Linked DNA regions of Homo sapiens: region 2 is linked to region 1. The links are chromatin contacts, found by Hi-C or POLR2A ChIA-PET in ENCODE. All regions are on one chromosome and are shown on one strand. The core of a region is the stretch at or near the end of the contact, and the rest is flanking DNA. Distances in the headings are between cores, read along the strand shown.

The links. Hi-C counts contacts between places; a loop is a spot of excess contacts on that map. ChIA-PET counts read pairs that join two places held with the same protein, here RNA polymerase II (POLR2A). Pooled maps may share reads with other maps.
Region 2: a loop to region 1 is called in a pooled map, with 5 times the contacts of the local background. The contact joins the promoter of C19orf84 here to the promoter of ZNF160 in region 1. A Hi-C loop is called at or near these places in 1 of 37 single-sample maps with no recorded cell type and 4 of 50 pooled maps. POLR2A ChIA-PET finds 5 or more read pairs at or near these places in 1 of 52 experiments (WTC11).

Annotation. Positions count from the first base shown.
Region 1 is chr19:53,101,844-53,106,538 of GRCh38, reverse strand. It overlaps ZNF160 (zinc finger protein 160), which reads left to right and starts at 3,117. Exons shown (of 6, transcript NM_001322131.2): 1 at 3,117-3,274. RefSeq lists a silencer at 2,665-3,074.
Region 2 is chr19:51,389,045-51,393,990 of GRCh38, reverse strand. It overlaps C19orf84 (chromosome 19 open reading frame 84), which reads left to right and starts at 3,400. Exons shown (of 2, transcript NM_001193623.2): 1 at 3,400-3,513; 2 at 4,482-4,946. The coding sequence starts at 3,479. RefSeq lists an enhancer at 1-129.

The DNA.
Region 1 (4,695 bases), core at 1,868-4,367:
CCGGGTTCAAGCGATTCTCCTGCCTCAGCCTCCAAGGTAGCTGGGATTACAGGCGCCCACCACCACGTTCGGCTAATTTGTGTATTTTTAGTAGAGAACGTTTCACCATGTTGGCCAGGCTGGTCTCAAACTCGTGATCTCAAGGGATCTGCCTGCCTCGGTCCCCCAAAATGCTGGGATTGCAGGTGTGAGCCACCATGCCCAGCTACAGACTTTTCTTTTTTGAGGTTTTTGATAACTAATTCACTTTATTAATTCATTCATTCATTCATTTATAGGATGGAGTCTCACTGTGTCGCCAGGCTGGAGTGCAGTGGTACGATCTCATCTCACTGCAACCTCTGCCTCCTGGTTTCAAGCAATTCTGCCTCAGCCTCCTGAGTAGCTGGGACTACAGGGACAGGCCACCACACCCAGCTAATTTTTGTGTTTTTAGTAGAAACGGGGTTTCACCATGTTGGTCAGGATGGTCTCGATCTCTTGACCTCGTGATCCACCCGCCTCAACCTCCCAAAGTGCTGGGATTACAGGTGTGAACCACCGCGCCCAGCCTTATTTATTTATTTGAGACAGAGTCTCGCTCTGTCACCCAAGCTGAAGTGCAGTGGCACAATCTCGGCTCACTGCAGCCTCTGCCTCCCTGGTTTAAGCAATTCTCCTGCCTCAGCCTCCTGAGTAGCTGGGATTACAGGTGTGCACCACCACGCCTGGCTAATTTTTGTTTTTAGTAGAGATGGGTTTTCGCCATGTTGACCAGGCTGGTCTCGAACTCCTGACCTCATGTGATCCACTCGCCTCAGCTTCCCAAAGTGCAAGGATTGCAGGCGTGAGCCACCATGCCCAACCCTCTGAACCATTCTTTGTCAGTGTAATTTGGAACAACTTTTCCTTAACAACAGCCAACAGCCCCTCCCAAGAGTAGGCTTTTTTTTTTTTTTTTGAAAGACAGGTTCTCACTCTGTTGCCCAGACTGGAGTGCAGTGTCAGGATCATAGCTAACTGCTGCCTCGAACTCCTGGGCTCAAGCAATCTTCCTGAGTAGCTGGGACTACAGGTGTGTGCCACCATGCCCAGCTAATTTTTAAAAATTTTCTGTAGAGATGGGAGTCTTGCTATGTTGCCCAAACTGGTCTTGAATTCCATGATGAGCCAGGCTCACATTTGTAATCCCAACACTTTGGGAGATCAGGGCGGGAGGATCAGTTGAGGCTAGAAGTTCAAGACTTGCCTGGGCAACATAGTGAGAATCCGCCTTTGCAAAAAGTAAAAAAATTAGTGGAGTGTGGCGGTGCAAACCCGTAGTCCCAGCCACTTGGGAGACTGAGGTAGGAGGATCACTTGATTCCAGAGTTGAAGGCTGCAGTGAGCTATGGTCTTGACACTGCACTCTAGCCTGGGCAACAGAGCAAGATGCTCTCTCAAAAAATAAATAGACCGGGCACGGTGGCTCACGCCTGTGATCCCAGCACTTTGGGAGGCCAAGGTGTGGGGGATCCCTCGAGCTCAGGAGTTCGAGTCTAGCCTGAGCAACATGGCGAAACCCCGTCTCTACAAAAAGTACAAAAATTAACTAGGCATGGTGACGTGTGCTTGTAGTCCCAGCTACTGGGGAGATTGAGGTGGGAGGATTGCCTGAGCCTGGTAGATGAAAAGTTGCAGTGAGCAGAGATGACGCCACTGCACTCCAGCCTGGGTGACAGAGCAAGACTCTCTCCAAGAAATATGTAACATTTTTAACATAACATAACATAACATAACAAACTTTCCCTGAATAACTGTAGTCATGCCAAGTGCTCATCCACAGCCTCATAACTTGTGCTTGTGCTTTCTAGCCTTGTTTACTCCTCCATATATGAAAAAAAGAAAAAAAAGCTTTTTAGTTTGTGTCTCTTGGACATTTTCAGATCTTGTGATTGGAACATTCTCTCTATTGCAATAGTCCTTTTGAATAAAATCTTCCTTCTCTAAGTCTGAATTTGTCATTTACAGTGGTAAATATCTTAATTGTTCTGAGATAAATTATGTATATTATCTTTTTGTGGCAAAGGACTTAATATATATTCAGTAGGTGAAAGTAGTTCCTGGGGCCAGGTATGGTGGCTCACGCCTGTAATCCCAGCACTTTGGGAGGCTGAGGCGGGTGGATCACTTGAGGTCAGGAATTCGAGACCAGCCTAGGCAACATGGTGAAACTTCATCTCCGCTAAAGAACGTGGTGGCGGGCGCCTGTAATCCTAGCTACTCGGGAGGCTGAGGCAGGAGCATTGCTTGAACCCGGGAGGCCGAGGTTGCAGTGAGCAGAGATCATGCCACTGCACCCCAGCCTGGACGACAGAGCGTGACTCCGGCTCAAAAAAAAAAAAAAAAAGTATAGGCGTTTGAGGTTGTCATCTCGCACGGAATAGAATAGTAAGTATAAAAAAGGACAATGCAATTTATATCTATTTTTTAAAAGTTACTGCTAATTTCAGGGCTTTTAAATTACTTAATTTTAATCGCAGAAACTTTTCCAGCATGCCATCACCGCTCCGTGTCAACCCATGTTCCCAGACTCCTGGGCTGCTTCAGCGTCAATAACATTACTGGGTAAACGCGCTAGCAAAAAATGCTTTCAACATAAACCGCCTCCATTCTAAGAGGAAAGCAGTTTGGTTTCCAAAATAACCTACACAACTGTGCTTTTAACTTGAAACCGTTTGAAACATCTACGCCGTTCCACAAGACACTACAGATGGCTCTGGGCGCTGGGCTGTGGGCATCACACGAAATCGCAGACCCTAACGTGTCCCGTCCAGCCCCGCCTCTCCCCCGGGTCCCTTCCTGGCGGTCCCTCTGCCTCCCTCCCCCGCGGTCCCTTCGCCTTCCTCCCCCGCGGTCCCTTCCCGCGGTTCCTCCCCGCCCTTCCCCGGCGGCTCCTCCCCGGCCCGCCCCCGGGTCCCTCCACTTGGTCACTCCCCACCCCTCCCCGGTGGCTCCTCCCCGTTCCTTCCCTGGGGTCCCTGCCTGGCGGCCCCTGCTTCAGCCCGGCTCTCTCAACGCCCCGCCCTTTTCCGGTTCCGCCCATCTCGGACCCCGCCCCGGGCCGCTCGGTCGCTTTCCTTCGCGCAGTTGCCCACAGACCCGGAAGTGGATCGTGCGGAGCAAGCATCACACCATGGCGTATGAGTGTTCCTCTGTGTAGACTCAACCTGCGCCTCGCCGTCCCCCATTCGCACACCCGATGCCCGGGGGTCGCTACGGACTTAAAATCTCCGCACCGCACCCTCCACCTCAGGTAAATAGGCCTTGCTGTGTGGGCCCGGAGACGCTTCCTTTTGGGTTAAAGTCGCCCTGAGGCTGGTCCCTGCCCCCGGTCTTTCTGCCTTGGGCCAAGTAAACACGGCCTTTCCCGGTTTTTTAAACGTTTAAGCAGGATTTTCCTGCTTAAAATCCTTTACTGACTCCTCCTCCCGCCCCGCATCGCTTAAAGTCCTCACCGCCTGCCCTGGGCGCCTCCCAGCCTCGCTCTCGTCGGCCCCTGGAGCGCAGCGCCGCCGACCCAGTCCCGGGGAGGCCGCGCCTCCGCCTGGTCCTGGGATCCTGCACATCCCACCCCTGTCCTAAGGCGCCGTCGCCCCCCACCTCCCTCCTCCTCGTGCCGGGCCCTGCTGCTCCCCAGGCCTCCCCTTCGCAGTCACCGCTTCCCTTGAGCCCTCGTTGGGGAGGTGCCCGGGGCCCGTCCTGTGACACCCGGTGTTTTTGCCTGCCCAGCTCCACCCCCTGGAAAATGTACTCCTCCAACATGCAGACATCTTACTACAAACCCTCCAGTGAATGTGTGGCCCAAGGGAATCAGGAGAAAGAGAGACAAAGAGCCACTGAGAGGAGATGGAAAAACCAAGAAAGAGAAAAGAAAAATGAGGGAGACCCATAAACAGATGGCAAAGTGGAGGATGGGTGAGAGATTTGCAGCGACAGAGTGAAAGAAGCAGTCAAGAAAGTAGCAGGGGCAGAAAAGCAATTGGCGAAATGTAGAGAAAAGCTCGATGTCCCGAGATGCAGGACAACAAGATAAGGAGAGGGACAGCAAAGAAGGAGCCTCCTCAGACAGAGAGTGGGGGAGAGGAGAAAGGATTTGGCCGAGGGCAGACAGAGCTGCGTGGTGCTGGGACAGCTGGAGGGGACAGCTGGTGACAAGGCGAGCAGAGGGAGCACCACAACACAGGGAGGCCTGGGATCTGGGAGTGCCAGAGAGTGGGGATAAGCGGGTGTAACAGGGAAGAGGGGATTTAACAGGGAGAGCAGAGGAGGCGCGGAGATGGGGTAAGAAAGAGGCAGAAATAGATGGAGATTGGGACGATGAAAAGATTGGAAAGAAAACGCCACAAGAGGTGAAACAAATTGGAAGAATGGAGTAGAACAGATATAAGGGGAAAAAACAAAGAAGGGAGAAACAGCAGAAGAAAAAAGAGGCACAACATCGTCAGAATCCTAGGGGGAAGATAAAAGGGGAAAAAGGCTGGAGAGACAAGGTGAAAGTGAGAGGCACAAAATGGGGGAGAGGAACACATAGTTATAAAGAAAGAGGGGCGCCCTGGGGCCAGGTGAGAGGTGAGTTGAGATTGGATATGACAATTTGATTTCTCTATTTATAATGTGTTACATTTAAATTGTAATCTAATTGTTTAAATTCTACATATAAGGATGAGAATTACA
Region 2 (4,946 bases), core at 2,151-4,650, 1.7 Mb after region 1:
GCCAGATCTCTTGGCAAAAATCTTATTCCGGCCACTCAGTGCCACTAACATCGTCCAGCATAGGGCGATCCTGTTGCCTGGGACTTCTCCTCCTTAAAATGCAATGTTGTGGGCCAGGCACGGGGGCCTATCCCAGTAATCCCAGCACTCAAGGTAGGAGGATTACGTGGGGCCAGGAGTTCGAGACCAGCCTGGCCAACATGGGGAAACCCCATCTCTACTAAAAATACAAAAATTAGCTGGACATGGACATGGTGGCACATGCCTGTAATCCCAGCTACTTGGGAGGCTGAGCCAGGAGAATCGCTCGAACCCAGGAGGCGGAGGTTGCAGTGGGCGGAGATCGTGCCATTGCACTCCAGCCTGGGCGACAGAACAAGACTGTCTTAAATAAATAAATAAATAAATAAATAAATAAATAAATAAATAAAAATTTTAAAATACCCTGTAATCCTAGCACTTTGGAAGGCCGAGGTGGGAAGATTGCTTGAGGCCAGGAGTTTAACACCAACTGGCCAACATAGAGAGACCTCTTCTCTATTAAAATAAATACATAATTTTTTAAAATGTGGATTAAATTAGTTCATATTATTCATTAAAATAGATCTCCAGTCTTGCCAACATAGTAAAGCCCCATCTTTACTAAAAATACAAAAATTAGCGGGGCGTGGTGGCAGGCGCCTGTAATCCCAGCTACTCAGGGGGCTGAGGCAGGAGAATCGCTTGAACCCGGGAGGTGGAGGTTGCAGTGCACTGAGATAGCACCACTGCACTCCAGCCTAGGTGACAGAGGGAGACCCTGTCTCAAAAAAAAAAAAAAGACCTTCATTTTACAAAATAATTTAGAACTCCCCCAACTCTCAAGGTTGTGAAAAACAAGGAAAGACTTAGAGAGTGCTGCAGATTAGAGAAGACTAACGAGAGAGGATGACTAAATCCAATGTGGTAGTCCAGATTGGATCCAGGACCAGAAACAAAGGACATTAGTGTAAAAACTGGTAAAATCCAAATAAAGCCTGCAGTTTACCTAATAGTCCTGTCAGTTTCTTAGTTGTGACTAATGTACCATGTACATTACATGACAATGTAAGATGGCAACATTAGGGGAACTCCTGTCTGGAGTAAATGAGAACTCTCTGTATTATCTTTGTAACTTTTCTCTAAGTATAAAAGTATTCCAGGCCAAGCATGGTGGCTCATGACTGTAATCTCTTGGTACTTTGGGAGGCCAAAACAGGAGGATCTCTTGAACCCAGGAGTTTGAGACCAGCCTGGACAACATTCTGAGACCCTGTCTCTACAAAATAAGGCACCCCGTGTGGTAGTGTGTGCCTGTGGTCCCAGCTACTTGGGAGGCTGAGGTAGGAGGATGGTTTGGGCCCAGGAGGTTGAGGCTGCAGTGAGCCATGATCACACCACTGCACTCCAGCCTGGGTGACAGAGGGGGACCCTGTCTCAAAAAAAACACACGCAAAAAGTATTGCAACATAAAGCATTTATTTAAAAATATAAATACCTATGCCACTCCTCTTAGCTGATTATTTTCCAGTCCCTGAATCACTACATTTGTTTTACTTTCAGAAGCTGTTCCCTCCCCAGGAATATTCAACTTCCAGTCTTCCAGTACCTTCCCATAACAGCCTTTTCTAACCATCTTATCTACTTAATTTTTTATTCTTTTTTTTTTTTTTTTTTTTTGAGATGAAGTTTCACTCTGTAGCCCAGACTAGAGTGCAATGGTGCCATCTCAGCTCACTGCAGCCTCCGCCTCCTGGGCTCAAGTGATTCTCCTGCCTCAGCCTCCCAAGTAGCTGGGACTACAGGCATGCCCCACCATGCCTGGCTAATTTTTGTATTTTTATTTATTTATTTATTTATTTTATTTATTTTTGAGACAGGGTCTCACTCTGTTGCCCAGGCTGGAGTGCAGCGGCACGATCTCAGCTCACTGCAACCTCTGCCTCCCAGGTTCAAGCGATTCTCCTGCCTCAGCCTCTCGAATAGCTGGGATTACAGGTGCCTGCCACCACGCCCAGCTAATTTTTGTATTTTTAGTACAGATGGGGTTTCACCATCTTGGCCAGGCTGGTCTCAAACTCTTGACCTCAAGTGATCCGTCCACCTCGGCCTCCCAAAATGCTGGGATTACAGGCGTGAGCCACCGGGCCAGGCCCCTAACCACGTTATCTGCTCTATCTCCCTACCTCGGTGACTCTATATCCTCTTGCCCTGATTTGACATCTTCAGGTACATATTCTTACAGAATATATGCTATGTATGTCTCGTCTGTCTCCCTTACAAGCATGCAAGTTTCCTGAGAGTAGGGGCCATGTCTATTCTGTCCCGTGTGCAGCCTGGAGCCCAAATCATAGCAGGCATTGAATATTTCTTAAATGAATGCATGTAATAATGACGATTGCTTCTCAGCAAAACACTGTCACAACCACCAGCAATAACAATAAGTAAATCTCATGTGTTCAGCCTAATTGTGGTCCAGATTCTGTGTCTACTAATACACAAGTAATATCACAAGAACCTGGACAGTAATATTAGCCCCATTTCTCAGATGGAGAAACTAGGGCATAGAGAGTAGAAGCACCTAAAGTAACAAAGCAAGTTAGAGACACGGCACCTAGTAGAACCCAGCGCCTAGAATGGCTAAGACCTCCAGACCATCTACCACGCCCTCTGCCCTAGGGAGTGTCCACATTTCCCTACCTAAAACGTCCCTTGAGTCCTAAAGAATCTGTCTTGAGGATATGGCAGGAATAAAGAGAGAGAAAGACAGAGAGAGAGAGAGAAGGGGGCAGGGGTCCCGGGACTACTGAATCTGAGAGAGGAAGGGGGCTGGGGAACCAGAGTACGGGGTCTGAAGAAGGAGGGGCTGGAGCCTGGACTCCCGGGTCTGAAGGAGGAGTGGCTAGGACCCTAGACTTCCGGGTCTGAGGGAGGAGGGGGCTGGGGATCTGGACTCCTAGGTCTTAGGGAGGAGGAACTGGGGATCTGAACTCCCGGGTCTGAGGGAGGAAGAGCTGGGGATCTGGACTCCCGGGTCTGAGGGAGGAGGGGCTGGGGCCCTAGACTTCCGGGTCTGAGGGAGGAGGGGGCTGGGGATCTAGACTCTTGGGTCTTAGGGAGGAGCTGGGGATCTGGACTCCTGGGTCTGAGGGAGGAAGAGCTGGGGATCTGGACTCCTGGGTCTGAGCGAGGAGGAGCTGGGGATCTGGACTCCTGGGTCTGAGGGAGGAGGGGCTACAGGGTGCTGGAGGCCTTAAGTAAGTGATCTTGGGGAACTAGATCCAGGTCCCCGCCTGAGCTCTTTCTTTTGGGATCCCGGATAACTCCGCGAGCCACGCCCCATTTCTGACCCGGCCAAGCCCCGCCTCTCTCGGCCTCGGCCCCTCCCCAACCTTCCCGGGCCCCCGAAGGATCTCGGAGGCGAAGTTGCTAGAAGATACGTAAGAGGGCCCCAGTGGAGATGGAACAACCAAAGGACGGGGCTGGGCCTGAAGGGTGAGACAAACAAAGACCTCCTGAGAGGGGGACAGAGACCCAGAGAGAGGAGGGGACAGAGAAAACGAGAGAGAAAGGGCGCGCTGAACAGACCTGCATAGAGAATCAGGAAAAACAAAAAAGGCTCAGGTATCATCACATAGGTACAGAATCTTAGAAGATCTTGGTGAGAGTTGAGCGAGATACTTAGAAACAGGCGGAGGCCGGGTGCAGTGGCTTATGCCTGTAATCCCAGCACTTTGGGAGGCCGAGGCGGGTGGATCACATGAGGTCGGGAGTTCGAGACCAGCCTGACCAACATGGAGAAATCTGTCTCTCCTAAAAATACAAAATTAGACGGGCGTGGTGGTGCGTGCCTGTAATCCCAGGTACTCGACAGGCTGAGGCAGGAGAATCGCTTGAACCCGAGAGGCAGAGGTTGCGTTGAGCCAAGTTAGCGCCATTGCACTCCAGTCTGGGCAACAAGAGTGAAACCCCATCTCAAAAAAAAAAAAGAGCTAGAAACAGATACTCATCGAACAGAAATTTCCAAGAATAAACCAAGAAATGTGAAGACTCCAGGGATCCCCAGAAGGCTGGAGAAATCGTAGCTGTCCACTGTTTTAGCACTTACCAGACCCAGCGCTGTCATACGCACCTTTGATACCATCCAAAGCCATCTGTGACTATAAACAAATTAAGGTTCGGAATAGGAAAATGATTTGTCCAAAGATACACCACCAAAAGCGAGGCCACCAGGAATTGGAACTGAGTTCTGTCTGGTGCCGAAGTTCATGGCAGAGCTGTCTGTTTCTTTAGAGAGACCCGGGTTAGAAACAAAAAGAGAGAAGCGGGGGAGGAAGTCACAGGTGGGCACTGAGGATGGAGAGATGGCTGCCTTCTGCAGAGGTGCAGAGACAGCCTGGCAGCGAGAAACAAGAAAGTACGGAGACGCTGAGCCCCACTGACCTGTCTTTTTGTTGTTCTAGGAACAACCTGTCCCTGCCGTCATCTGGGACCGAGCCATGGCCCCCTGCGCCTCTCCCAGCCCCTCCACCCTTGCTCCTGAACTCCACAGACCCCACCCACCTGGGGCTCCCGGAGAGCGTGGCCTCTGTCACCGTGCCCATACGCCTGGACACCCTCTCCTGCCTCCTGCACAGCGCCCTGCTGGGGGCCTACACCTTCCAACAGGCCTTGCCCTCTTGCCCCTGCTGCTCCCAGGCAGGCCACTCCCAGCCGGGGGCAGTTAGGAGGCCTCCCAGGGGACGCGGAGGCTGGGAAGTCAGGCACAGGCCAGGCTGGGGCCGAGGCCTGCATCGACGGGGCCTTGGGAGAGCTGAGCAGCCAGAGAGGGGCCGGGCGGGGGGCCCTGGGGCTGGCCCCAGGACCCCACCAATGACACTGCCATCACCACCAACACTGCCTGCCCAGGATGGGAAGAAAGAAGCTCG